2 separate regions of the Homo sapiens genome follow, and region 2 is linked to region 1. Evidence: read pairs that join two places in POLR2A ChIA-PET (ENCODE). Cell type or tissue: OCI-LY7. All regions are shown on one strand. Each heading gives the region's core, and the rest is flanking DNA. Links, peaks and the distances in the headings are about the cores only. Region 1 overlaps SLC9A7 (solute carrier family 9 member A7). Region 2 overlaps JADE3 (jade family PHD finger 3).

Region 1 (15,229 bases), core at 6,196-11,195:
TAAATATAGTTTACAGAGCATTTGCTGTGTATTAGGAACGGATATTCTTTATTTCTGTTTTTACATCCATTCTTTCTAATCTTCACAGAAACTCTGTAAGAAGGTGATGGTGATTGAAGATTAGTTCACACTGCTTCTCCTCCAGGTTTCCAACTCATCGATAAACAGATACAAGGAGTTAACTTGTGATTAAATGATTGATTTATGATCCTAAGTCCCTGGTAAATGCATGTTGGAGTATGTCACTTAGCCTTTAGTAATGGGGCTGCTTACAACCTACCTCATGAATTGAGGACAGGTACCCTTTAGCCACCAGGTCAGTCACAGTTACACCTAAGGAGGCTGAAATGGAGAGATCCTAGAAATTGTTGGGCCTGCGCAAAGCTGCCTCTTTCGCTCATAGCATGGAGGCTAGAGGAGCAAGAACAATTCCCCACCTTGCACAACAGGGTCAAGACTACAAGTCAGGGTCAAACTCACTTCCTCTTTCAGAGATCAAGTGACCCCTCCTTACTGCATAACCTTCAGGGCAGGAGGGGAAGGGGGAGAGGAATGGAACATAAGTTCTGTCTGCATAATAGGTGCTTGAGGAACGGAGGCTGTGTGTTTCTGCACGCCAGCCCAGTGCATTTGTGTACTCACATGTAGAGTGTCCTGTGTTTTACTGATGATGAATCTCAGCTCAGAATGATTAATGATGCATATGAGGTTACGTAGATAACGCGGGACTGAGTCAAGGTGATACCCTCTCTGTCTGACTCCAGGGCCCAGAGTTGTTCTTTTGTGCCTTATTGCCTCTGGATTTAGGTTTTCTGTACAAAAAAGACTATATTGTTTTCCTGACTACTCTGGGGTTGCCAGGGTCATCCGAATTTGTATGTCATCTATTGACATGTAGTAGATAGGAGATGGTTATTATGGGTATAAATAACGTTATTTTTTACGTAAGTGGAGAATTTGGGAACTCTTCTTCAGATCAAATGGGTGATGAGTAATTTGATATTTTACATAACTAATCTTAATGTATAATCAGTTATAGTTGTTTTAAAATGAAACCAAATCATGGGTTGTGAAAGCCACTATGATGGTTGAAAGACATTTTAGTTTTTGCAGAACCTTCCCTTTATCAGCACCATTTTCTCAAAAGAAAAACACCTCACAGGCTTTGCCAGTTCCCAATCAATTTGTTTTTGAGATGCTAGCCTGAGTGGGAAAAAACTCACAAATTGGTTTTTCTCTGCTCTCACACTACAGTAACAACACAGAAGACTTCTGTGATTAAATGTGGGAGGGATTTCTCCCCACCAGCAAACAAGCAATGAATTCTGCAGCGGACACCAGCTGAGTGTCCTCCAGATCAGTTCTGACACTATCTACCTGGAGATAATGCCAGATCCCACGGAAGGCTCAGTCCCGCAATACTGCCCCCCCGCCCCACCTCAGACACCTGTCACAAGTCTGGGACTTCTGACTGCCTGGCTTCAAGTTGGGGTTCCCACGACCCCCTCTTTGAGTTTCATTACATTGCTATAGTGGCTCACAGAACTCAGGGAAACACTCATATTTACCAGTTTATTATAAAAGATATTACAAAGGATACAGATGAAGAGATGCATAAGGCAAGGTGTGGAGAAAGGGGCACGGAACTTCCATGCCCTCCCGGGACACCACCGTCCAGGAACCTCCATGTATTCAGCTGTTTGGAAGCTCTCGGAACCCCATCCTTTTGAACCTTTTACAGAGGTTTCATTGCATAGGCGTGATTGACAACCATGTAGAAAAGTGATTGGACAAAAGGGATGTGATGTAATGCTGATAGACTGAGTGGGGAAACCCAGCAAGGCCTGTGTGTTCAGATTCTTCTTGGCCTCTCTGTGTGGCATTCCTTCCTCCCCAGTGTGGGGCAGGATCCCTTCTGAAATGAGGGTCTTATGACCTACTTCAAAAAGGCAGGAGAAAATTAGAGTATATTTTTAGTTTCTATGCCCTGCCTTGGGACAAAAAAGGAGCAGATGAAAGGAGGGCAAGAGAAGGTCAGAGGGATTCTATTTTTTTGCTACCTGCTTCTGAGGCCTAAAGTGCCCAGCATTACAACAAAAGACTGTAACAAGAGCTATGGGAGTTTATGAGCCAGGAATTGTAGATGAAAATCAGTACATACACATCATAATATCACAGCTAGTCTTTCAGGTTATGAACTATTAGTTTAGTCTCTTTCCTTTTTAAATTGTCCCTATAAAAGCACCTAAATAGTTGGTCCTTAATATGGTTGCCATCTCTGATGAAACCTGTTGTCAGTGAAATGTGTAATAAATACTTCACCATTTAACGGATGGTATAACATTCAGACCCTCTGGCCTATTCACATCATATAGCTATCATGCAGACCTGGGCTTTCTGACTTGAAAAAGTTCTCATTGGATTTAGCTTTGATTTTGTGCTACCACTCATGGTTTGCTTAGAGGGCCTTGGCAGGGAAATAATTCACCCATAGAAGCCGTTATTGGTGGACTCCCCCACCAAACACACACACACACACACACACACACACACACACACACACACACACACACACACACACATTCACTCTCTCTCTCTTTCTCTCTCTCTCTCCCTCACTCACACACACATATACAATAACATGTTAAAACTTGCCAGTGAGGAATGGGAGGGGATAGGATTTCCCAAGGAGTAGCAGTGTGAGGCTTAGAATGGTACAGCTAGGAATTGGGATATCAGGTAGATTTTCACCAAAGCAAAACTTCTCATCCTGGCCTGTCTTGGGCTTATATTTTTGAAGACTTTGCCAGGGCATGCCATCATCTCCTTTTGTCTCTTCTTGTCATTTTATAATTGAGGAGGAAAAGTAAGGGAGATTCTGAACTAGTCATGGCTGTATTGTAACCAAATAAGGGTGGGATGAAAGATCTAGGATTTTACCGGACACCTCCTGTCCTTTCTTTCCCAAAGAGAAGTGGGAATCGAAGAGCTGGGTAGCAGGGCAGCTTGCGCAGTGAGAGCATGATGCTTTGGGGTCAGGAGACCAGCTTTCCAGTCTGTGGCTTGGTTTGGCGGACGTGTGACTTGAAACAGCTTACATCATGCCTTTGAGCCTTGGGTTCTCTCGTATATGATGGTCCAAATAACACCTTCCAGATAGATCATTGTGAGAATTGGATGGGCTAATATATGTGAAAACACTTTGTGAACTATGAAGTATACGTTTAAGTACTAGACATAATACACAAATAGGTAGTATAGCTTTTCAAAATACAGTTAAGTTTCAGCTCACATCAGCAGATATGAACGGGAGATGGGTAATAGTGTGTGTGTGATTTTAGAATATATTATGAAAGTATTTTTGGCTGCAGATTTACATTCCTAATTTTTTTGCTTTGGCTAATGTCATGAATATGTATTTATCTAATTTATATTCAGAGTTACCATGGGAATATCTACCCAAAGGAAAGCTGAGTGGCAAGGAAAAGCACATCTGGGATTGAAATTTGTTCTTGGATACCTCACAAGTTCATTCATCTCATGCCTTGTTCTTGGTACACTCCTAGCCCTCCCTGATTGAAGCCCTTTATGGAGATTTTAAAGGGAAGCAGACTCACAGCTGTTGATTTTTTGGAAATATATATTTTCTCAAAACATTGGTGTATAAATGCATTCGATTAAAAACAAAAAGGCGGTTATTTAAGAGGCAAACATAATGTGTCCATCTTATGTACAGGCAGCACCCTCATTCGGTGCCTGTCAGCATGGCAAGCCCTTGAAGGATTCTCTCCTGAGCAGGTGGCTTAGGGGCAGCAGGCATTCCTTAACACCTTCTTCACTGACTCAGATAGGGGCAAGCACTGGGAAGGCCCTGTGTCTGGGATGCAGACCAGAGGACGCCTGCAGCCCTTTGTCTGGTCATGCTTCATGGTAGCTGCCTGATCTAGGCTGGGTTCTTCTTCCTGCACCCTGTTTTTTTCTGATGTTGCTCAGCTGACATGCTGGGGCTCTCCTGCCTTTTAAAAAAATTTTAGGTAAAGTATTCCTGGCCCTTGTTTGATCAGAGTGTTGGGAGATTTTTGTCTGTTTTTGTTAAATAGTTCTGATTGTCAAATGAGAATGGCTTATGCCTTGAGGAGGCAGAACTGTGTCTTAGGATCCCAAGAACAGGCAGAATTTCCTCCGTCAAAATATCCCACAGGCCTAATGACTTGTAAGAAGTAAATCCTTCCAAGACAACATGGTAAAACAAGTAAATCCGTGTGTGTGTGTGTGTGTGTGTGTGTGTTTATATTTTTAAGGTAACCAATGAATGTGCAGAAGCATTGAAAGGATTGCAGTTTTGCCACTTTCTGAATAATTTCTAGCTGTGATATTGATATGTGTTTCTTCTTGTATAAACTTGGCCATCTTAAATGGAACTATCTGTTTCTCATTTCTCCACATCCATCTCTATTGTCCCTCTTTCCCAGGCTTCAGACATTAATCTAGATGAATATAAGGAGACGCTTCAGGTTCCATGAGCAGATATTTAGGACTCTGTTTTCTGATATCAAATTAAGCAGAAAGCTCATGACATAGCACCTTCACACTTTATTTGTTTTAAACTTCTATCTGTGATGATCTTCTGAGGTACCACCAGAACTGGAAGTGACGTGCTGTATCACTGAGTAAAATGGTTTGGGTTAAATCTGTAAAAATGATTGGTCTACTCACACACACACGCACAACATATACACACACTTAATGTGATTTAATGTAATCATCCAGAGCAGTTTTGTCTGAAAATTTACTAAGTCCTTGCTTACTTGCTCAGTACCTGGCTGTATAGAAGATAACTTAAAACCATGATGTCTAAGGTTAAATAACACCATATAGGAGTAACTTCAGTTGTTACTTGATGTAATGGAAACAGTAAGTAGAGTTCCACTTTTTAGAGACTTTTAATGTGTTTCTTAAGCTCATTGTTGAAAATCACAATGTGATTCCTGGGTTTTGTTTGTTTGTTTTATTCAGAGACACTTTTTCAGAAATCTTGGATCTATACTGGCCTATGCCTTCTTGGGGACTGCTGTTTCATGCTTCATTATTGGGTAAGTGAACCTTTGTCATATAACCAAATTAACACACGTTCCATAGGGATGAGATCCATTTGGGTCCACAGAGTCCAGTATTTTGATATTTTTGATGATGGCAGTCAGGATCAAGAGTTACACCGTTCAGTATGGTAGCTATTAGCCACGTGTGGCTATTTAAATTAAGATCAATTTACATGAAATAAAATTATACCCAGCACCCAGATCTTGGTTTCTGTTATCATTCTTTGATAAAAACAACCAGAGCCCCTTGCAGAAATGGCTAATTCTAGGGCTGGGGCAGGAAATATACAAGATGAAAAGGGAGTATCTTGTAATGCCAGAAAGTAAGGAAGTACTCAGAAAACAGACAGACAAAAGAATGTGGGGGATGTCAAAGGGACACAAGAGCCAACCTGAAAGCCCCTGTAATGGTCAAAGCCGCCCCACAATGGCTGAAGAACGACAAAACAAATAACATTGCATTAGATTATCCCCAAGAGCATAAAGTAAGTATCACTGAGTCCATATGGATATAAGTAAGTGATTGGATGAATAAATAAATGGGGGAAAGAGACAAATCTCCTGTGCAGAAGAATTCCAAATACTTTATGTAGATACATCCCCCCTCAAGGAGGTGGAGCTCAGTCCCCTCCCACTCCCTCTTTGACTGTGGGCTGTGCGTAGTGACTTCTTTCTGAAGAGTACAGTACAGAAAGCAGGAAAAAAGAGTAGCTTTACAGTGGAGAAACCTGACAAATACTACCTCACCCAGGTGATCAAGGTCAACATCAGCAGTGGTAAGTCACGTTGATAGTATGTACCTTGATATTTGTGATGAGAAGGATACTCTACCTCTCTGGTTGTTCACTTAAAACCACATTACCTCAGTCTAACCATGAGAAAAAAAATCAGACAAATCCTAGTCGAAGGATATTCTACAAAATATCTGAGCAGTACTCCTTAAATCTGCCAAGGTCATCAAAAATGAGCAAAGTCTGGCAGGGCGAAGTGGCTCACGCCTGTAATCCCAGCACTTTGGGAGGCCGAGGCGGGCAGATCACAAGGTCTGGAGATCGAGACCATCCTGGCTAACATGGTGAAACCCCGTCTCTACTAAAAATCCAAAAAAAAAAAAAAATTAGCCGGGAGTGGTGGCGGGCGCCTGTAGTCCCAGCTACTCAGGAGGCTGAGGCAGGAGAATAGCATGAACCCGGGAGGCGGAGCTTGCAGTGAGCCGAGATTGCGCCATTGCACTCCAGCCTGGGCGACAGAGTGAGACTCTGTCTCAAAAAAACAAAATGAGCAAAGTCTAAGAAACTGTCACAGTCATGAGGAGACTAAAGGGATTGGATGACTAAACGCCATGTGGTATCCCGGATAAGATCCTGGAACAGAAAAAGGACATTAGGTTAAAAACTAAGAAAATCTGAATAAAGTTAGGATTTTTATTAATTTTTTAACAATTAGCTAGAAACCTGGAGATAATAGCAGGGGCCTTTTGTGCCATCAAAAAAGGAGGGGCTTTGACTTATCCTTTAAGAGATACATATTATTGAAGAATGACACTTTACATAACTGGCATTAGTGATGATAGGAAGCAAAATGGGGAAAAGGCTGCCGGAGAAGTCTATTGTTTAGGTCACAGACTGGTGGAAGGAAATGGAGAGGAAGGTCTTGTTCCAGGAATGTTTAAAGGGTACATGAAAGAAGCCTTTGATAAGCAACAAAGGGCAAATCAAATCTGTAACATACAATTCCTGTGAAAAGAAATTGAGCTGGTTAAGTGTCTAGAACAGTGTCTGGCACACAATAGGCAAGCATTAAGTTATAGCTGTTTCTTCTCAAAATGATTCCATTCTGTGAATAGTTCTTTTGCTTCTAGCTTAGCTAGTCCACCCTTCTAAGCATTTGAGACACAAAGGTGGGCAATGGCATCAAGAATCTCATTATTAGAGCATTGGCTGTAGGGTATAATGAGTCAAGTCCATGGTTATTTTTACTCCTCTAACCCCTGCAGCTGCTGCTATCACTGCTGCTGCCACCACACGCACACACACAGACACACACACACACATGCACGCACAGATACCCTTGTAACATGTACTAGACCTTTTCACACTCCTCACTCCTCCCAATTTGTAAGCTGTCCTGTAGGAAATGTGCTTCCACCAAGCTGAAAAATTTAACTTGGTAGTCCCTCTTAGCCCACGTCATAGTCTACATAGCATAAGGAGGGCTATTGCTGGCCTGCCTGACCCATGCAAAGAGTGAAAGCCCAGATATCTTGATGGGTATATGGATGTTCTAATAGGACATTTAAAGATATTCGCCTCTTTTTCCTTTTTTTGAAATAATTCTTGGCAGAGAAGGCAAGATCCTTTGGATCTTTGTGACCAACCCATTTTTTTCTCTCTAGTTGCATCCAGTCTACTGATTTCTCTGACTTTAAATGCATTATCTTAGAGTCTTATGAGTTTTGTAGCAACTTATTGCTACAAAAACATTATGCCAGGTTCTGTCTCTTCCTTTCCTCTGTATTACCCAGTTGCGTCAAATGCCTTAGCTTTGTTGCTAATTGAAGACTGTGCTTCATGGTTGCTTTAGTTGTTAGCCAGTACAACTTTTAAAAATGAAATGTTCAGATATTTCAGCAAGATGACATTAACTGCAAACTATTACTTGATGCCAAAGTCCTGCTGGCAATGTCTCTGGTAAGTGTGAAACCATGGCAGCTGCCTGTTGTTTTCATAAATCTCTAAGAGCAGCATTCTAGTGCTATTCTGCTTGCGTGTTTGCTAAGTTACTTATTTTTTTCTCCTGACATAGTTTACCTTACCTTCTTACAGAAATCTCATGTATGGTGTGGTGAAGCTCATGAAGATTATGGGACAGCTCTCAGATAAATTTTACTACACAGATTGTCTCTTTTTTGGAGCAATCATCTCTGCCACTGACCCAGGTATTTGGCTTTGTGTATTTGTCTTTATTATTATGATATTCCATTATTTAAATCTTTAAAAGTTCAGAGCAATCATTAACTTTTGTTGCAGTAGGGAGAATGTAGTATTTATTTGCATGGCATGGTGGTGGAAGAAGTGACCAATAGGTGGGTCTAACAGACTTAGATGGCTTTTCTTTTCCTTTTTCCTTTTTTGAGACAGGATCTCACTCTGTTGCCCAAGCTAGAGTGCAGTGGTGCAGTCACAGCTCACTGCAGCCTTGACCTCCTGGGCTCAAGCAATCCTCCTGCCTCAGCCTCCCAAGCAGCGGGACTACAGTTAGATGGCTTTTCTAAGAAGGGCATGCAATTTCCTTTTTTATTATTAATTTTTTTTTATTGTTGTAAAAATGCCTGACATAAAATTTACTATCTTAACAATTCCTTTTTTTTTTTTTTTGAGACAGAGTCTTGCTCTGTTGTCCAGGCTGGAGTGCAGTGACACGATCTCGGCTCACTGCAGACTCTACCTCCCATGTTCACGCCATTCTCCTGCCTCAGCGTCCTGAGTAGCTGGGACTACAGGCGCCTGCCACCACGCCTGGCTAATTTTTTTGTATTTTTAGTAGAGACAGGGTTTCACCGTGTTAGCCAGGATGGTCTCGATCTCCTGACTTCGTGATCCACCCGCCTTGGCCTCCCAAAGTGCTGGGATTACAGGTGTGAGCCACCGTGCCCAGCCTATCTTAACAATTTCTAAGTGTATAGTTCAGTAGAGTTAAGTATACCCACATCATTGTGAAACCAATCCCCAGAACCTTTTCATCTTGCAAAATTGAAATGCTATACCCATTAAACAACAACTTCCCAGTCCCCCTTCCCTGCAGCCCCTGGCAGCTACCTTTGACTTTCTGTCTCTATGAACTTGACTACTGTAGATACTTCATACAAATGAAATCATACAGTATTTGTCCTTTTGTGACTGGCTTATTTCACTTAGCATAATGTCCTCAAAGTTCATCCATTTTATAGCATTTCTCATAATTTCCTAACCTTTAAGGCTGAATAATATTCCATTGTATCTGTATAGCATGTTTTTTTTTTGTTTTGTTTTGTTTTTGAGATGGAGTTTCACTCTTGTTGCCCAGGCTGGAGTGCAATGGCACAATCTTGGCTCACCGTAACCTCTGCCTCCGCCTCTGCCTCCTCTGCCTCAGCCTCCGGAGTACCTGGGATTATAGGCATGCACCACCATGCCCGGCTAATTTTTTTGTATTTTTAGTAGAGACAGGGTTTCTCCATGTTGGTCAGTCTGGTCTCAAACTCCCAACCTCAGGTGATCCGCCCACCTCGGCCTCCCAAAGTGCTGGAATTACAGGCGTGAGCCACCGTGCCCGGCTGTATAACATGTTTTGCCTTTCGTCTTAGAATGACTAATTTGGTCATAAGTTTTACACTTAGATTTTCTTCTTTCCCAGTGTTGCCCTTTTGCCTTCTTTTATGTAACATAGCATTTGGGTTAAATAATACCTTTTCTTAGTAGAAACACACATGATTATCTGTAGTGAATGTAATTTAATTTGTAAACTCCTTTTGTGCGGCATTCCTGCAGGACTGTGCACTGTGACATGGTTTTCTATTCATCAATCCCTTGCCTTGTATTTTTCAAGTGTTGGTTGAACCAATTCTTACAAGTGAATTATTACACCCTCCCTTGCAGCTCAAAACAAACAAAAAAGTTCTCCTTTCCAAGTTGAAACCTATAATTTGATCAGTTTGCATAAAGTAGTTACAGCTATTCTCTTCCTTAGTGTCATCTATTGAGAGTACACCTTAGGGAAAGAAGTTCTGGAGAATGAGCTGCTCCTGTCCTCACGGTAGAGATAGAAAGGTCTGCTCAATGTCTCCAATGCCCTCTAATATTCTGAACAGTAATAACCTTAAAGATATTAAGATACCCCACTTGACCATGCCCCTTGGGGGTCCTCTCCATCAGTGCTATCTTTCTGTGAAGATAGAGATGTTCTATAATCTGCAAGTCCATTGTGGTAACCAGTAGCCACATGTGGCTTTTGAGCACTTGAAATGTAGGGTAATGCAATAGGGGGACTGATTTTAACTTTTATTTAATGTTAAGTAATTTAAATGTATATAGCCACATGTGGCTAATGGTTACCACATCAAACAGCATAGCTCTAGACAGTTGTGTGGTTCTGAAGAATCTCAATGTTCAAAAAAAAAAACATTGACCTCTCTTACCCTCATATTTTATTACAAACACCCTGAGTAAATTAGTATTGAAGACTTGGCTGTCGAGGCACTCTGGTTTGTGAAAAGGTGGGATTTGGAGTCACAGGCCTTGGGTTTAGTTCTAGCCCTACCAATCACTGATCGGGTGGCCTGGGCACACATTGTCCCCTCACATCAGTTTCCTCATATATAAAGTAGAAATGATGGCACCTATCTCCTAAGGCTATTGTGAAGATGAAATGAAACAACACGTGTAAGGCACTGAGTGTACCCTGTCTAAATTATGCTGGTCTGTGTCCACATCTGACTCAGGCAGAGATTTCTCAGTTTTCCTTATGTTTAAAAAATAAACAAATAACAGATCATCTCTGAAGCCAAGCATGTTTCCAAAGAGAACTCTGAAAATCAGCTTTATTATTTTAATCCTGTGCTGTCTGTGACTGTCTCCAGATGTGTGTCTGTGGAGAAATAGATCTTCATAAGTCTGAGAAAGGTATTTAGTCTGTCCGAAAATGTGTTTCTAAGTATACTCATCTATAATTTTATTACTGACATCTTACTAGTACCACTAACAAGTAAAGGGAAGTTAGTTTAACATAAAGATTATTGATATTGTTTCCTGAGCTATCAGTGTTACTTCATTTAATTGGATAGAGAGGCTTACTTTTCTAGATTATCTTTGTAATTGTTTACTTCCCTTTAATGTGTCTATGCTATGGTAGAGAATAATGGAAGGCATTACCATGCTACTCCATTTTCATTTGGCCTATGAAGACTGGCACAGTAAGGGCTTTATAGAAATGGAAGTTGTAGAAAATTGAAAGTTTAAACTTATTAAGCATCAGGACATTAACTTTAACTGCTTTTTAAATAGAAATATTCCTGAAATGTAGAATGTTTTTGTAAATTAGAAGTGTTTTACCAGCCTCCTAAAAAATCTGTTGTTTGAAAACTTGGGTCATAAAAGAGATAAAATCTTAAGTGCAGAGTTAAGCATCACAAGACCAGATTGACTTCTAGTACCTGGTGCATCAAACAAAAATTCTGATATTGGCAGCCTGGGCAACATAGTAGAACTTCATCCCCACAAAAAAATTGTAAAAATTAGCTGACCATAGTGGTGATTGCCTATAGTTCCAGCTACTCGGGGGGCTGAGGCAAGACGATTGCTTGAGCCCAGGAGTTTGAGGCTGCAGTGAGCTGTGATAGCACCACTGCACTCCAGCCTGGATGACAGAGCAAGACCCTGTCTTTAAAAAATGAAACAAAAAACTTTATAGTGTTAGGATACAGAGTGGTATTGACTGATATGAAGGAATAAGAATCCTTGTCCCTGATTACTGTACTTGGCTTGAGACATGAGTCTTTGGTCTTCTGGTCAAAGGTGACATAATATATGTGGGATAGTGTAGGCTGCACTGTGACAGGGAGCCTTCTCCACTCTGTGGTCATGTGTCATGGCTGCCATGTGCCATCTTTGTGGGCTTTTGTTTTAGACGGATCCACAATTAAAGAAAAAAAAATGCATTTGCACCCCATGGTGCCTTCCTAGGCAGCCACCAGAGAACACATGCCACTGCACTCCAGCCTAGGCGACAGAGACCCTGTCTAAAAAGAAAAGAAAAATAGAAACCTGTGAGTCAGGCTGATTGACTCAAGGAGTACAAAGGTGATGAATTAAAATTGGGGAAATGACATCATGATGGTTCACAGGAAGGGCATGCAATTTCCTTTTTTATTATTAATTTTTTATTGTGGTAAAAATGCCTGACATAAAATTTACTATCTTAACAATTTCTTTTTTTTTTTTTTTTTTTTTTGAGATGGAGTCTTACTCTGTCGCCCAGGCTGGAGTGCATCCTTTGGGACTTGGTTCAAATGTGCCACCTGCCTAGTCACTCTTTCTAGACTCCATTATCTGCTCCCTCAGCTCTTTGAGTTAGGTCTGTTTTGTACATGTCAGTGCTTGCCACTTTGTACTGAGTGCTCACAAGTGCTAAGTGCCCTTGACTACATGGATGATGTGTCCAAGAAAAGTTAGTTGAATGAACACATTTAGGTCCTTGAGTTTTTCCTTCTTCATATATCTGCCATTCTTTTGTTTTTCCCACTGCCTGTACCCAGTGATCTTTAGTTAGTTAATTGTGATTTCTCAGTCTGTGTTCAGTTGGAAATAGCTGTGACCCTGCTCACCCTGATTTCAAGGGTCCTGCTGTAGGGAGGAGGGCAGTTTGTTTCATCTCTCCCATTAAAGACCACTTAGCCAGTCTGTCATCCCCATCCCATCGTCTTCCAGTTGTCAGCACCCACATCCCACCCCCGTGGTCAGGCACAGACTTGCTCAGGAGGGGCACAGAACGGTTCCTGACCTGTTTTGTGAGATAATGAGCAGGGAGAATGAGAAGTTGAAACAGATCAGTGCTATGTACGTGTTTATTGTTATTATTATTAATTATGCTTTTAGGCCAGGTGTGGTATGCTTCTGTGGTCCCATCTACTTGGGAGGCTGAGATGGGGGGAATTGCTTAAGCCCAGGAGTTCCAGGCTATAGTGAACTATAATCACACCACTGTACCCCAGCCTGGGCAACAGAGCAAGACCCTGTCTCAAAAAATATATAGAAATAAAAATAAAAATAAAATTTTTAAAAAATGGGCAAAACCAAATGATAGTGTCAGGGAATGTGCATTTGTGTGATTAAATTATAGGGAAAGGCAAGAAAATGATGACTATAAAATTTAGTTTAGCGGTTCCCTTTAGTGAAGGAAGAGGCTTCAGACTGGGATGGGACATATAGGGGACTGACAAAGTTCTATTTCTTGAACAGGGGTGTGGTTACAAGACTGGTTGGCTTATAATAACTCACTAAACTGAACATTTGTTTGGCTTGGTTTTCTAATTGTATCAATTAGTAATGCTTTTGGCTGCAAAGAACAGAAAAACCTGGCTAATCCCTGCTTAAACAAATAGATATTTATCTTGGGTACCAGTACTGGGCTGATGTCCCGGCTTCCACTACAATCATAAAAAATACTACACTCAGTCTTTCTGCTCCACTGTTCTGGGGTTTCAGTCACACATCAGTTGCCCCATGGAGGCAAGATGACTGCGTTGGTGTCTGGCCTCTCTGCCCTCTTCCTGACAGGAAGAGGTAATGCTTTCTGCAAGGGAAGCTGGGAAAGTGGGTTTTTAGTTTTTGCAGTTGTATGGTAGAAACCATCAAGAGAGAGGGTAGTTGGGTATGAGTGTTGAGAGAGAACACAGCTCTCGTGCATGTATCTAGATCGGTGGTTCTCAGTCAGGGGCGATATTGCCCCTGCCCCCACCCCCGTCATTATTATTTTAAGCAACACACACACCATGTTTCAAAGGCTTGGCACAAAGATGGAATTTATAAAATCTAATTAATCTTTTTTTTGAGACAGAGTTTCACTCTTGTTGCCCAGGCTGGAGTGCAATGGCGCAATCTCGGCTCACCGCAACCTTTGCCTCCCAGGCTCAAGCAATTCTCCCACCTCAGCCTCTGGAGTAGCTGGGATTACAGGCGCCTGCCACCACACCCGGCTAATTTTGTATTTTTAGTAGAGATGGAGTTTCTCCATGTTGGTCTGGCTGGTCTCGAACTCCCAACCTCAGGGATCTACCCGCCTCAGCCTCCCAAAGTGCTGGGATTACAGGCGTGAGCCACCGCACCTGGCCCTTTTTTTTTCTTTCTTTCCTTTTTTTTTTTTTTTTTTTTGAGATGGAGTTTCACTCTTGTTGCCCAGGCTGGAGTGCAATGGCACGATCTTGGCTCACTGCAACCTCTGCCTCCTGGGTTCAAGTGATTCTCCTGCCTCAGCCTCCCAAGTAGCTGGGATTACAGGCATATGCTACCATGACCAGCTAATTTTGTATTTTTAGTAGAGACGGGGCTTCACTGTGTTGGTCAGGCTTGTGTCGAACTCCTGACCTCAGGTGATCCACCCGCCTCGGCCTCCCAAAGTGCTGGGATTACAGGCGTAAGCCACCACGCCTGGCCCTTTTTTTTTTCTTTCTGTTTTTGAGACAGAGTTTCACTCTTGTTGCCCAGGCTGGAGTGCAATGGCGTGATCTTGGCTCACTGCAACCTCCGCCTCCTGGGTTCAAGTGATTCTCCTGCCTCAGCCTCTCAAGTAGCTGGGATTACAGGCGTGTGCCACCATGCCTGGCTAATTTTGCATTTTTAGTAGAGACGGGGTTTCACCATGTTGGTCAGGCTGGTCTCAAACTCCTCACCTCAGGTGATCCACCTGCCTCAGCCTCCCAAAGTGCTGGAATTACAAGCATGAGCCACCATGCCCGACCAAAATCTCATTAATCATTTTTATAATAACTTTGTTATTTTAACCTTGGCTCTATTGAGCCAGAGAAATCAAAGAGATTTCAACCCACTGGTGAAGCCAAATCACATTGATTGTCATTATTTTTTGAAGTTCTGTAACAGATACTTTCAAAGTGTGATGGGATCACAGTGGAAAGCATAGTGTTTTGGTGCAATATCATTAGACTCAAGCATCATATCAAAGCTCCTTCAGATAAGGAAGATTGCGGTTTTCATTTCTGCCACAGATAGATAAGTCTATCTTTGACTCCCTTGCTATCTCTTGAATCACCCAGTCCCACCCAAGATAGGAATTGCCTCTATAAATCTGTAATCAGTGATTTAAGGTCAGAAACCAAAACTAATTTCTGTGCTTTCGGCTCACTTTTCAGTGACTGTGCTGGCGATATTTAATGAATTGCATGCAGACGTGGATCTTTACGCACTTCTTTTTGGAGAGAGCGTCCTAAATGATGCTGTTGCCATTGTACTGTCCTCGTAAGTAGCAGTGTTTCTGCTGGAGAAGAGACACCCCAGTTTCCTCTATGCTTTGGGCTAAATTCAGAGGCTTATCTTAAATGTATTACATATTGAATTGGGTGTTTTTCTAAATGAGATTTA
Region 2 (15,229 bases), core at 6,943-11,942, 290 kb before region 1:
ACCATTTGCAGATAAGACCTCTTAAGAGTAAAGTAAATCAATAAGAGATGCTTTTACTATGAAATACACAATTCTTTCTCCAGATAGAAACTCAAACGATTTAAAAAAACGATTTCCCATTGTTTTATCTGCTGCTGTGAGTTGTTTCCACACTGAAATTTTTACCCACATGTACCCATTATACATTTACAATAACGTTCATGTGATTTAAAGTAATCATCCCAATTTATTAGAAGGAAAAACAACCTTTATCCCAGGTTTTCGTAACAACGTAACATGCCTTATATGTGAGGCATGTAAACCTCACATATAAGGTTAAACACACAGAAATGACCCCAAACTTACTGAGCAAGTTCAAATCCACTGCACACCAACTTTTAATACTGTGCTAACAGAGGGCAGGCACTGTACTGGCCACCAGAAAGAGGACAGACAAGGAAAAAACTGAGAAACCAAGTCCTTTGGCTCCCACAGAGCCAGGGTCACAGGACCAGGTGCACCAAACACTGTGGCTTGGGTGATCACAGCCTAAAACTGTTAACCAATGATGTGTGACAAACCAATTAGAGGGGGGTTTGAGTTAATCCCAAGATCAATCAAATAGGATATGGGTGTGACATGAAGGAGGGTTACTGTTAAACCCTCACCTCTGGTCAGATCAATGCCCATGGCAAAGGAGCAGTCAGACATGGAAGTTAACATACAAGTCAGTACTGACTTTGAAGGCAACAAAAAATGAGGGAAAATGAAATGGCAACAAATTTCCCTGGGGAGAAATCAAAGGGTCTGGTAGATAAATGCCAATACATGTTAAATCCCAAAAAAATGTATTTGGCCTCCCCAGCAGAGGTTCTCAACCCCCATTACACATGGGAATCATATGGAGAACTTACAAAAATCCCAATGTCCAAATTGCACCCATTACCAATTAAGTCAGAATCTCTCTTTTGGAAGAACCAGTTTTTAGATGGATTGCTTTTTCTGTTTTTCTGTTTTTGATTACATTGACTTTTGTTCTTTTATTATTTCCTTCCTTCACTTACTTTGGGTTTATCTTGCTCTTCTTTTTCTAGTTAAAGTGGGAGCTTAGATTATTCATTTGAGGCCTTTCATCTTTTCCTCATATAAGCATTCAGTGCTCTAAATTTCCTTCTTAGCACTCATTTAAGTTACGCCCCACAAGTTTTTCTTTTTGAGATGGAGTTTCGCTCTTGTCACCCAGGCTGGAGTGCAGTGGAGCGATCTTGGCTCACTGCAACCTCTGCCTCCCGGGTTCGAGCAATTCTTGTGCCTCAGCCTCCTGAGTAGCTGGGTGCCTGCCACCACACTCACCTAATTTTTGTATTTTAAGTAGAGACAGGGTTTCGCCATGTTGGCCAGGCTGGTCTTGAACTCCTGACCTCAGGTGATCTGTCCGCCTTGGCCTCCCAAAGTGCTGGGATTACAGGCGTGAGCCACTGCGCCCTGCCACGAGTTTTGATATGGTATATTTTCATCTACATTCAGGCATTCAAGCCACTGTACTGATGAGAAGTGTGACGCTTAGTTTCCAAGTGTTTGGAGAACTTCTTGTAGTCTTTCTGTTTTGTTTTGTTTTTTTCCTTTTTTGAGACAGAGTCTCACTCTGTTGCCCAGGCTGGAGTGCAGTGGCACGATCTCAGCTCACTGCAACCTCCGCCTCCTGGGTTAAAGCAATTCTCGTGCCTCAGCCTCCTGAGCAGCTGGGATTACAGGCATGTGCCACCACGCCCGGCTGATTTTTGTATTTTTAGTAGAGAGGGGATTTCACCATGTTGGCCAGGCTGGTCTCGAACTCCTGACCTTAAGTGATCTGTCCGCCTTGGCCTCCCAAAGTGCTAGGATTAGAGGCGTGAGCCACCACACCCAGCCGTCTTTCTGTTTTTGATTTCTACTTTGATTCTATTATGGTCTGAGAATATACTCTATATGATTTCACTTCTTTTCCATTTGTTGAGGTTTGTTTTATGACCTGGGATGTAGTCAACCTTGGTGAATGTTGCTTGTGCACTTGAAAAGTAAGTATATTATGCTGTTGTTGGGTGAAGCATTCTATAAATGTCAATTAAATCTGGTTGACTGGTGGTGTTATTTCTTCTATATCTTTGCTGATTTTCTGTCTACTGGTTCTATCAATTACTGAAAGAGGGGTATTAACATTCTCAAGCATAATTGTGGGTTTGGGTTTGTCTATTTCTCAATTCAGGTCTGTTGGGTTTTGCTTTGTGTTCTTTGAAGCTCTGTTATGTGGTGCATACACATTTAAAATTGCTATGCCTTCTTGGTGGATCGACCCTTTGTATCATTCTTTTAGTCCCTGGTAATTTTCTTTGCTGTGATATCTAATTATCTGATATTAGTATAGCCACTCCAGTTTTCTTTTGATTGGTGTTTGCATGATATTTTTTTTCCATCCATTTACTTTTTATTTTGAGATACGGTCTTGCTCTGTCACACAGGCTGGAGTGCAGTGGCACAATCGTAGCTCACCATAACCTCCAATTCCTGGGCTCAAGCAATCCTCCTGCCTCAGCCTCCCAGGTAGCTAGGACTACAGGTGTGCACTACTGTGCCTGGTTAATTTTCCATTTACCTTTAAACTCACTGTATCATTACTTTGAATTGGAATAGACTGAAATGTGTCTACTCCATCCTGTCTGGAATGGGAAGTTTGCTCTCTGCACTATTTTTGCAACTCCTGTCTAAATTTATTATCTCAAAATCTCTTAACTCAAAATAAAAAATTAACTCAAAATTTAAAAATTAACTATTAAAAAAGCAAGTATATGATAAAAAGAGCAGTTTATTAATGTTCCTACATATCTGGAAAGTATTAATTTGAGAAAGAGAAAGAATCAACCTATCATTTTGTGAGATTTTCACTTACTGTACTCTTCCAGAGTGAGGAAACAAACAGGCTAAGAAACGGGTAAAACTTACAAGCCTGGGGATAATTGGGAGGCTGACCCCCTATCTGTGGGCCCAGAAGAAAGCAAGTCACTTTGTAACAAGGAAGTATATCTATTTTTCCTCAAAAGATAAATATTCACCACACCTGGTATTCCTGGTTTTGCCTTGGGAGCGGGGAGCTGTTTTCTCAGTCCTTGCATTTTCTAGTCTCCCTGCCTGGATTTTAGTCATTTCACTACTTATTAGCATTCTGAAAGGTTAACAGAATTTAAAATGTGTAACTCGAGAAGAAATAAAAGGCTAATCAGTTAGTTACAACACTTGTTAGTTCTGTAAAAGCAATGATGAGTGAGAAAGCTGGAAAGTACTGACTAAAATATGGCTTTCTGAGAATTAGTTGAGTTCAGTCATTTTTGCTGTTCATGCTCCAGTAGCCGCCCCAGGAAGCCAGATTTGGAAACAGTACCTGAGTCATTTGAGACAAAACAACAAGTTACCCCTGAATTGTTTTAAATGTTAACGAAAGAGATCACTAAAAGATCTAAGTCATGGATGGAACCTAATTACCTCCCCTTGGCCCTAGAAAACCAAAAACATCCAGATAGGAATATGAAACACAGAAGAAAGCAGGTTTTTCCTTTCTATTCATTTCTCCTATTATCTTAGCCCTATTTTAATTATTCTGAGTTAACGCCATTTTACAAAAATGGACAGATAAAAAATTAAACTCAAAATTTTGAAACAAAGACTCTTTGTTGCTGTGTGTGGAAAGTGACCATCTTGTCAAAAAAATACCTGTGAGCCTACAGCATGATTGATTGTTCAATGTGATGAAACTTTCCTGGACCCTAAGCCTCAATATTTTGTTATCTGAAAATCTGCAGTTTAATTTCATCCTTCAAGATCAAAGGCAAATAAATTAACTTGGTCTAGTGATTCCACAAATCTCTAGAGAGCTGCCAGGCAAGGCAGATCCACAGAATAACTCATTAACTTATAATGCTTAAAGCAACTTTGGGAAAACTGTTAGGAATTGAACACAGGCTAAAACTCCTGAAGGCACTCACCAATGTATCTTTCTACACAGTTGACCAGAAAACAGCTAAGCTCTGCTTGACTACTCCAGTGACCAGGAGCTCACTATCTAACAAGCAATTTATTCTAATGTCTAGACAGCTCTAAACATATGGATGATTTTCTATGAACAGAAAAAATCTGCCTTTTAACTTCCAAATTCTGCCTTTATGCTGGATTTCTTTCTGTTAACAGGTTCCAACCTCTCTACCTTTATTCCCAAACCATCTCTTGACCCTACTTCATTTTTCTCTAGCTAATATCCACTTTCTTTCTTTCTTTGCCTTCTCTTGCAAACTCCTCAAAAAGTAGTTTACAGTCTGTAACTCCTTCCTTACTCTCAATCTCTCCTTAATTGCTTCTATCTCACCAGAATTCTTGGAAAAATGTGCATACTTCCCAACCCTCATCTTTAAGTATCTGTATGCTGCATTTGACACGCTGATCACTCTGGCCTTCTTGAAACTACTCCTTTGGCTTCCAGAAGCTTTTTTCAAGTTCCCTGTGTTGCTAACACTTTTTTTCTTCCTCTAACCATCTTGTAGGTGATGGTGGTTCCCTGAAGTGCCCTACCCACATGCTTATGGCTCCCAAAACAAGGTCCTCTGGTCCAGAGCTGGAGATAGAAAGGAAAGGCGAAAGAGACAGGAAGGTAGGAGGGAAAAGCAAAGCAAAGAAGGAAGGAAGAAAGAATAGGAAAGATACATCAACAAAAAGAAAAAAGTCCTGACAACCAGATACATCAAGCTGGAAGACGATCAACACTGAGGAAACTATGTTCTGTTTTCCACTAGTTCTTCCTACCTTCTAACTGGTCTCAGTTGGCACCTTCCTCTATGCCATCACAAAATCTAGAAAAATCTCTGAACTCTTTCCTATATCTTACCCTGGAACATCCAATCAATTATTAAGCCCTGTCAGTTAACCTCTAAAATAATCTTCCAAATCAATGTTCCTTTCCCATCTCAGCTGTCATTTTCTTAGTTTAGGACCTATCTATTTCCTCAAACCTAGAATGCAAGAGCAGTTTCCTAACTGGCTTTAAAAGTCCTAATCTTGTTGTCCCCAAATTTACCCTCCACCCAACTGCCAGAGACCTATCTAAAACACAAATTGGATCATGTGCCTCCACGGTCAAGAGATTTCAATGGCTGTCCTTTGCTCCTAGGATCTTTATTAAGGTCCTCATCAAGGCCAACACAGCCCTCCACAATCAAGCCATGTCTACTTCTGCAGCTTTATCCCTCACCACATTCTGCCCCAGTTTTATGCTCAAACAATGCTGAACCTCTGCAGTTCCTACCTCTAGGCTTTATACCATCCCTTCTCCCAGGAGGACCCTCTTCTTGCTTCCTCACTTTTAAAACATATAAACTAATTCTTATAAGGCTCAGCAAACAGGAGCCTTATCCTTATAAGGCACAGCAAATCTCTTCTAGGATGCCTCCCCTACTATGACTCACCCACACTTTGACAATCAACAGCAGTATGCTCTCAGAGTGGCCTGTGTATAGTACCATCACTAACTTAAAGTATTTTTAACCACTAATATTATCAAATCTCCGAGAATGAGTTCCTACCAGGTATGGACTGGACTTTAAAAATTTTGTAATGGATGTTATTCTTCCTTTATCTCTTTGAAAATCTTCCAGATTTAGACAGTGAGCCAATAATACATTTGTCCCTGGTCCTAAGTCTCTCTCTGCTCTCCTGCCTGCCACTCTGAACAGAAGCAACATCTTTTTACTGTCTCTGTTCATGGGCAATCTCTGACTTCACAGTCAGGGATCATTTCCTCCATTCACTGAATGTTTTAATCCCATTATCTACAGAAATACAATTCCCAGCCATCTCTACCTTTTTCTGGACCTAAGAGTCCAGAATGTCCATAACTATAGGCCTGTAACTAATAATCCTCACTTATTGTCTGATCTGTTTCTGGTCCAGAGATTTATACTTTCTTGACCACAGATATGTCTAATTTTTTACTTTATTATCACTTTTAAAGAAAGGAGATATGAATTTAAAGTATGAAATCAGAGCCATCTTGACGAGAAGCCCTCAAGTTTAAATTTTATGACTATTACACAACCTTTTAGATCGGGGTCAGCAAACTACAGCCCATGGGCCAAATCTAGCATACTGCTTATTTTTAGTATGGCCTGGAGGCTAAGAATGGTTTTTACATTTTTAAATGGTTGAAAACAATTTAAAAAATATTTTGTGACATATAAAAATTATGTGAAATTCATATTTCAGTGTCCATAAACTTTTATTGGAACACACCCATGACCATTCACTTATGCTGTTCCAGTTACTGACTGTTGTGCAACAAACAACTGCAAAATTTAGTGGCATAAAACCACCACCACTTTATCACTTCATGAATTTTGTGGGTCAGGAATTCAGATAGGCACAGCAGTGATGACTTTTTTCTACTCCACAATGTATGGGACCTCAGTTGGGAAGATTCAAACAGCTGGATCATCTGGAGACGTCTTCACTCATCTGGCATCTTTGACTGGGATGGCTGGGCTTAGCAGAGACTACCTCCAGAGTGCCTATCTAAGGCCTCTCTGGCATAGGTGGCTTCTCAATAGTCAAACTTCTTACATGGCAGCTCAGGAGTCCTAGTATGAGTGTTCCAATGAACAAGGCAGATTGCCTTTTATGATTTAGCCTCAGAAGTCTCATACTCTATTGTATTGAAGTAGTCACAAGCTCACCCAGATTTAAGTGGAAGGAGGCACAGATCCTACCTCCCGAGGAGAAGAGAATAAAAAAATTTGCAGCTGTGTTTTAAACCTTCATTTATGGGTTTCACATCATTTTATTGCAAGGATCCAGGATTAATGACTGATTTAAAATGTGATACACATCCAGGTCTCAGAGCATCCAAGCTTCAAAACAATTTAGCTTCACAAGAGGACCATCATCAGGGTCATGACATGTGAACAATTTTAATACTTTCCTATTTGCTTCTGGTCAGTCTTTAATTCCAAACACATAGAACACATGTGTTTTTAAGTGTTATAGGAGTAGACTGGTGCCTTAAAAAAGAGTAATTTGTATCTGTGTGATAGATAGCAAAAATGGCCCCAATTCTTTATCCATGCCCTTTCCTTATGGATGCTCCTTGAATCTGGACTGGCTTTGTGGCTTGCTTAGGGCAATCGAGTACAGTATGAGGTGATGGTGTGCCAGTTCAGAGCCTAGGCCTCAAGAGGCCTTGCTGCTTCTATTCACTCTTAGAAACCTGACCAACTACCATGAGAACAAGTCTGGGCTAGCCTGCTGCAGGATGAGAGATGCATAGCTCTGTGCTCCTACCTCCTACCACTGCCCCAGTTGACAGCCGTTGGACTTCAAAAGCAGAGCTCCCTGCTGACCTGTAGTTGACCATAGGCATAAGGGGAGACCAGCTGAGAACAGCAGAACTGCTCAGCTGAACCCAGCCCAAATGACTGACCCATAGAATGAACTAAGTAATTACTATTTTAAGCCACTAACTTTTGAAGTGGTCGTTATACAGCAATAGTTAACTGACAGAATTTGAAACACAGCTTTTAATGATTAACTGTAGAGTGGAAATTTCATCACAAACCTCAGTCGTACTACACTAAATCACTTTGGGTACTAATTTTCCAAAGTAGGCATTACTGCTGGGATCCACAGAGGAAGGCACTGTAGCTAATGCCAAGATCACAGATGGGTCAAGCACTTGACCCAAAAGAAGTACATAACAGCAGCCATACGAGTAGCAAATGTCACTCTATCTGGAAGTTTCTAATCCTGTCTGATGCCAAGGCAGCCATAAGGTACCTCCCCTGTCCAGAGATAAGCGTGGCACCTGCAACCAGTGGTTAACTATTTAACTGGAATGTCAGAGTAACACATCAGAGCACCCCTATAATCCCAGCACTTTGGGAGGCCGAGGCGGGTGGACCACAAGGTCAGGAGTTCGAGACCAGCCTGGCCAACATGGTGAAACCCCGTCTCTACTAACAATACAAAAATTAGCTGGGCGTGGCGGCAGGCACGCATAATCCCAGCTACTTGGGAGGCTTAGGCAGGAGAATCGTTTGAACCTGGGAGGCAGAGGTTGCAGTGAGCGGAGACTGAGCCAGTGCACTTCAGCCTGGGAGACAGGGCAAGACTCTTTCTCCAAAAAAAAAAAAAAAAATTAGTTTATATTAGGTTGAACCATATGAAACTGCCATTGTTGCAAGTCAAAATGTTTGCATATCAGCAATTTCATAGGGTTCAATCTAATACTGCAGGATTTGGCTCATGAACAAAAATAAGCAAAAAATAAAAGCTTCCTTCCTTTGCTTCTCTTAGTCTCCAAAGCCCTCACATATTCTAGAGAAGTTTAATTCCTATGAACTTTTAAGGACATATATTAAGAAATACATAAAGCCTCGCTTATAAATACATTTTTTTTTCTCAATTCAAAACACCTAGTTTCCTTTAGGAGTTGTATTCCACTTACCAGACTTAAGGTAATTAGCCTGTGGGTCCCCAGTGGAGTATTAGGTCTCTCTACCTACATCTCAAATTTCTAGATCAGATCTGAGCACCCTCTTTTCATGTGCCATTTGTACACGGCGAACCAGGATTCCAGAATGTTGTTTAACACAAGAGGAGGTTGTTGACAAAAAAGTATTCTGATTATTACTATCAGTGTGTGCTTGGTGTCAGTGGGGGGAGGATATATTTGATTTTATTCTAGTTTCTGCTTTTTCTGCCCCAGAGTTGCAACCAGATGGCTAGACTATCATCTCTGGGTCTCTTGTCAGTCAGAGCAGGAGAAGCCTAAGAGGCAGGATTCCTACCCCTGCATATGTGACTAGAGTGGTGAGGCAGTTTTCCTCCATCTTCCTGGGCAGCCACAACAAGACCCTGTGAGGAGGCGCAGGTGCTTCGAATAACTGGCACTCTCCCAGGCCACAGCCGAAGCCACATGCTCAGAACAGAGGCTCAATTTTAATCCTTCTGAGACACCATTTCAGGGATTGGCCAATATACAAACATGTAATCAATGTAATGCTTTTGTGTGCTCGTGTGGGTCTTGAGCTTGTGAATTTTTTGCATTAACGGTTTTAGAATTTTCTGCCTAGAAATTTTTAGAATTACCCAAGTATAAACGCAGTCTTTTTTATGGTAAATGTTATTTCATGAGAAACACTGCATACATAATTTCAGCTTCAATGGTCAGAAGATCCTGTGCTTTCAAGCTTACTGTTAGAAATGCAAAACAGGGACACCAAAACTCCATCATCCCACCTCAGTTCCCTCAGTACAGGATGTTTCCCTCCTTCAAAGGTTTTTTATAAGATCTTTCGTCCAGTGTATTTTACATAACCAGCTTTCTCTATTTCCCAAAGAAAATTATTGCACAGTCTAATTAAGTTTTCCCTTAGGAAACACCACTCCTGACACACAAAGGAAGACAAAACAATGGTGGCAGACTGTGGAAACAGAAATATTTCATTTTTACCAGCTGAAAAACTATAAAAATTAAAACTACCCCTAAGCTATTAATATGCAACGATTTGAAATATCAGCAATTCACAGGAGACTGGTAAAAAGTCCTTTGTTCATTTACTGTTTTTATCAAGTTCTGAATTCAGAACCCCACATAACTACTTTGACAACTGATAGCATCACAACCACCTAAAAACAAGTTCAGAGCGTTCCGTTGTAGACAGTATAAATGATGCTTGTTTTTGCATGATCTGTCTCAGAAGTACAGCCAAGGAGGAACTAAGTCTCACATGTTCACTCTCACAGGGCCCATCAAAGAACTCAATAAAGATCTGATGAAGGAACTTAGGCTGGAATTTGGAAAATGTGGATAACACCAATTTCTAGTCCATTATCATATTATTTTTATTATAATGGCTTTGTAGTAAGTTTTAATTTGATAAAGCAAACTCCCCTCACAAATTTTCCTGCTTCTGGGGCATTTATTCTTTCCAAAATGCAAACCTGATTATGATACTTGATGTAAAACCCTTCTGTTGCTTCCCAGTGCTCACAGACTCCCTTTTAGGCCCCTGCAGAACTGCGGTTTAGTAGAGTGGAGAGTGCGAGTTTAGGGTGAAATCTGACTGCTCAACAGGAGAGTCACTGCCACCATCAGAGAACCTCTCTCTCTGACCTGGTTCCTTACCAGGCTCACTCTCTCCTTTAAATATGCATTGAACAAATAATGGTTTTTGCAAGGGTGCTGTGTAAGGGGTTCCCAAGATCACCCCTAGGTTCAGTGATTCACAAGGAAGACTCACAGGATTCGGCATATAATCATACTCATGGCTATGATTTATTACACTGTAAGGATACAAAGCAAAATTAGCAAAGGGAAAAGGCTCATGGGATGCAGTGCAGGGGAGACAAGGCACAAGCTTCTAAGAGTCCTCTCCTAGTGCATACACAGAACACAATTTCCCTAGCAACAAGTTGTGATGATACATGTGAAATGTTGTCTACTAGGGAAGCCCACTAGAGACTCTGCCCCAGGGTTTTTATTGGTGACTGGTCACATAGGCACCCTCTGACTGGTACAGACCAAAATTTTAGACTTCAAGAAATAAAGCAGGTATTCAGCATAAACCATATTACTTGTATAAACAATTCCGGCACAATGAGCCACCCTTATCCGTTCTGGGAAGGTCAAGAACCATCCCCAAAATAAAGTTCTTATTCGCCAGCCCAGAGTCAACCTTGTAAGCAGGCCTTTTCAAAGTCAGGTCTGCTATGATAACATTTTTTTTTTTTTTGTTGCACAGATGCCAATCATTAGCTTGGCTGGGCACCTACACATTCTGCCCAGACCTGGATGGGGTAAACAAAACTGTGACAGTACTCTGAGCAGGGGACTAAGGGAACAGGAATAGAGGAACACCCATCCTTTTCCAGTGGCTTGAAAGAAGGGGCAATGAGGACTGCTTCTTGGGAGAGGCAATGCCTGAGCCCAGTTTGAACATGATAGATATTGTGGTGTCCATAGATTTAAATGCTAACCAGGTAAGTGAGCTTGGTAAATTAATGAGACTAAGCTGTATCTCAGAAAGTGAGTTACCCATATGGACCAGGGCTATTAATCACTTTGATTCCCTGCTTTAAACTTTGTATGGCTTCTAAATCTCCTGCAAAGCATGCAGCTCTGTCAGAGGTGGTGCCAACCTAATTTTCCAGTCCTACCTGTGATACTCTGCCCCTTCAGTCTCTGTGGTCCCAACATCCGGTATTCTTTTCAGTGCCTGGAGTATGTTCCTTTCTACCTCCAATACTATCCTACCCCCTACTCTGGACTGCTCATCATCACCCTATCCTACTTCACATGGCTATCTCCTAGTCATGTCAGATTTCAATCCAAACAACATTTCCTCAGGATAGCCTTCTGTCCCCTACCCCAGAGTAGGTAGGGACCCATGTCATTTGCTTCCCAGCACCAAGTAACTTCTCCTTTATCACTGTGGGCACATTAAAGTCCATTTCCTTACACATTGACACTTCAAGAGGGCAGAGACTATGCCTGTGTTGTTCACTGTGATAACCACAGAGCCTAACACGGTGCCTGGTACATACTGGGCACTCATCAAACATATGAATGAAGAATGAATCAGGGCTCACTCCCCTTCCCCAACACTACACACCTCCTGTGTCTAAGGCACATGGCCTAAGCTAGGTCGACAAGTCAGCCAAGTGTTTTGACAGAGGTATTGGGAAAGAGGCACTGCATTGCTACAGATACAGTCTGCCTGAGAGTGAAACTAAATCACAGGAACACACAGGTGAGAAAAGGAGATTTGGGGCTGCAATAACAGCCTGGATGTTGCCATTCCTAAAGTCAGCAGCCTGTGGACTTCATTTACCAGTAAACCCTCTTTCTGTTACTTAGGCTAATTTAAGTCAGGACTCTGAGATGTATAACTAAGAATCCTTATAGAAAAATAGTAACTGGAATTAGGCACGTGGTTGGTCCTAAAGAACAAGAGAAAGACTACCAGGAAGCCTAACTTGTGATGTCCCAAGCTACTGGCCTAGGGAGTCCTTACAGTTCCTTAAATTATAAAAAGGGTTGGTTATTGTTCAGGGAGAAAAGATGCCCTGGCTGGGAAGTAGAGCACAAGCATCCTGGCTGGTCATTATCCTAAAAACTACTTTATTTGTGGAAACTCAAACCAGATCTCCCAATAGGCTACAGAGAGACAAAAATCTCCCTTATTTTCAATGGGGGTAGATATAATTATTGCAAATAAAAAGCTTGAATATCACTTCAAACTAGATTCTAAACCACATTAATAAAGCATTGGCTGGATAAGCACTTGAAAAAGAAAACAGTCACTAGCAGCCAGCATAGGCTCTCTAAGAACATGACACACCCAACTTACTTTAGGCTCTTTTCTGTTCCAGTCACTCATTTATTGAGAAAATTGTTTATAGGTACAGTAATACGTGGAGGCAGCTGACAGGATTTTCCTGCTGATAGATTAAAAAAAATGCAGGCTGCAGGCAGGTAATCCTGAAGGTAGGAGTCTTCTGGTGGGACACAGAGCTATGCCCTTGGCCCTATCTTGATCAAAACTTTGATGAGTAACATAGATGAATTTAGGGTTATTGACCCTAAGAGGGATAACATTCATCAAAGAAAAGAGGAGAATTCAAAAGCAAATATTATAAGCAAAAACAGGATGAAATTTAACTAGAACATATGTAAAGTCACTGCAATTAAATTGTTTCCCAAATACAGGATGATAGCAGTTTCAGCTTTTGATGTCAGTAAACACCACAGTTTAGTGATGCAGCTACTAAACTCGGGCTGAATTCAGAAACATAATGTCTACCTCAGTTGGACAACAACTGGACAACCATGTTCCAATCTGAGTACCATTAATGGTGACCAATGAAAGTGCATCCAGAGAGGGGAACCAAGACTAGAAAAAGTTTGGGGATCATATCACATAAATGACCATTGAAAGGGTGAGAGATGGTGTAGCCGCCTGGGAAAGCAAAGACAGAATCCTATAAAACTGAAAATATCCAAACCCTATGACCCAGCAATCCTATTTCTAAACATATATCTGGAGAAACTCTCACAAATTTGCACAATGATCAACATAGAACTGTTTATAAAAGCAAAATTCAGAAAGTAGTTAGGTTTCCATCAATAGAACGGCTAGACAGAATAAGGTTCATTCATACTCTGGAATACTTTGCAGCAGTTAAAAACAATGAAGTGGGTCTATAATCAATCAGGATAGACTAAGTTTGCCAAGGTAACAAAAGGAACCTAAAATCTGAGTGGCTTAACACAACCAAAGTCTGTTTATTCCGTATGCTACATATTTAAAGTGAGTTGGTAGGAGAGCTTATTGTAGTTATTCTTGACCTAAGCTGTCAGAAGCTCCATCTCTACCGGCCAGGGGAATGGAATGTGGCAAATCTCATATTAGCTCTTAAAATTTCCATTTGGAAGTGCATTCATTACTTTTACTGACATTTCAATGACCAAAGCAAGTCACAGGGCCACGCCTAACCTCAAAAGGGACAGGAACTACAATCCTACCACATGCCCAAATGGCAGACAGCCAAAAACATCATGTGACATATAATAATACATACTATGCAAAGATTAATAGAAAACATATGAAAAGATCTAAGATATTTTGCTGTGTAGAAAAAACAGACACATTCATAATACCACCATTTATGTAAATTAAAACATAGATCCAAAACAAATCTATATATCGTTTATATCTATCTATCTATCTATCTATCTATCTATCTATCTATCTATCTAATCTATCTGAAACTGAGGAGGGAGGAGGATGACATTAGAAGAGGTGACCAAAGGAGAAATAAGCATTTCTGTAATGTTTTAGTCCCTTTATTTAAAAATGGTGGCTCATGCCTATAATCCCGGCACTTTGGGAGGCTGAGGCAGGTGGACTGCTTGAGCTCAGGAGTTTGAGATCAGCCTTGGCAACATGGAGAAACCTCATTTCTACCAAAAATTAAAAAAAAATTAGCTGGAAGTGGTGGTGCACATCTGTGGTCCCAGCTACTCAGGAGGCTGAGGTGGGAGGCTCACTGGAGCCCGGGAGGCAGAGGTTTCAGTGAGCCGAGATCATGCCACTGCACTCCAGCCTGGGCAACAGAGACCCTGAGAAAGAAAAGAAAAGAAAAAAGAAAGGAAAGGGGAGGGGAGGGGAAGGGGAAGGGGAGAAAACAAAGGGGAAAAGGAAAAGGAAAGAAAAGAAAGAAAAAAAAGAAAAAAGGAAGGAAGGAAAGAAAGAAAGGAAAGGAAGGGAAGGAAGAAAGTAGCTGGGCATAGTGATGCACACCTGCAGTACCAGCTACTTGGGAGTCTGAGGTGGGAGGATCGCTTGAGCCCAGGAGTTCGAGGCTGCACTGAGCCATGATTGCGCGACCGCACTCCAGCCTGGCTGACAGAGTGAAACCCTGTCTCTAAAATAAACAAGCAAGAAAAAAAGAAAAAAAGATATTACAAAATCTTAATTGTTGATAATTCTGGCTGGTAGAGAATATGAGTATTTATCATATTATTCTTTGAATTTTTCCATTATATTAAAATCCTTGAAATAAGTTGTTACATGAATCAGAAATGTTTTAGCTTAAAAGGCCACGGGGGCCAAGCGCGGTGGCTCAGCCTGTAATCCCAGCACTTTGGGAGGCCGAGGCAGGTGGATCACTTGAGGTCACGAGTTCAAGGCCAGCCTGGCCAACATGGTGAAACCCCTTGTCTACTAAAAATACAAAAATTAGCCAGGTGTGGTGGTGTGTGCCTCTAATCCCAGCTACTTGGGAGGCTGAGGCAGGAGAATCACTTGAACCCGGGAGGCAGAGGTTTCAGTGAGCCAAGATGGCACCACTACACTCCAGCCTGGGCAACAGAGCGAGACTCTGTCTCAAACAAAACAAAACAAAACACACAAAAAAAGGCCACGGGTGGGAGAAAGGGGAATGGGAAGTAGGAAAATAGATAGCTTTAAATATTTTGGACAAAAGAGATTTGCTGTGTGTGACTATGGAGAGGAGAGCCAGGAATGATACTGACAGTTCCTGAAAGGCAGATTTTGGCTTGGGAATAAAGAACCACCAATCTGTTAAGGTTTTTGGTCTTATTTTTTTTAGTAGCCTCAAAACTGTATGGAGGAAAAATATGTATTCTTTGGGGTAAAAAATAATGTTGTCAAGA

What was found. ChIA-PET counts read pairs that join two places held together with the same protein. Peaks named below come from ENCODE experiments on the same cell type or tissue, not always from the same donor. Only the 100,000 strongest peaks of a DNase experiment are listed, where the experiment ranks them.
Region 2: POLR2A ChIA-PET joins it to region 1 with 5 read pairs; 2 of 35 experiments call an interaction of 5 or more read pairs at or near these places.

What each region holds. Positions count from the first base shown.
Region 1 is chrX:46,662,415-46,677,643 of GRCh38, reverse strand. It overlaps SLC9A7 (solute carrier family 9 member A7), which reads left to right. Exons shown (of 17, transcript NM_001257291.2): 4 at 5,017-5,093; 5 at 7,925-8,037; 6 at 15,001-15,106. Among named protein-coding and RNA genes, the nearest start is that of SLC9A7, 89 kb to the left of the region's middle. In OCI-LY7, for the core only: no CTCF peak of the experiment used is centred there; no DNase peak of the experiment used is centred there.
Region 2 is chrX:46,955,795-46,971,023 of GRCh38, reverse strand. The region is part of intron 1 of JADE3 (jade family PHD finger 3); the gene reads right to left. Among named protein-coding and RNA genes, the nearest start is that of JADE3, 51 kb to the right of the region's middle. RefSeq lists an enhancer at 7,206-7,385. In OCI-LY7, for the core only: no CTCF peak of the experiment used is centred there; DNase peaks (open chromatin) are centred at 8,933, 9,253 and 9,753; H3K4me3 peaks cover 1,831 bases; H3K27ac peaks cover 2,358 bases.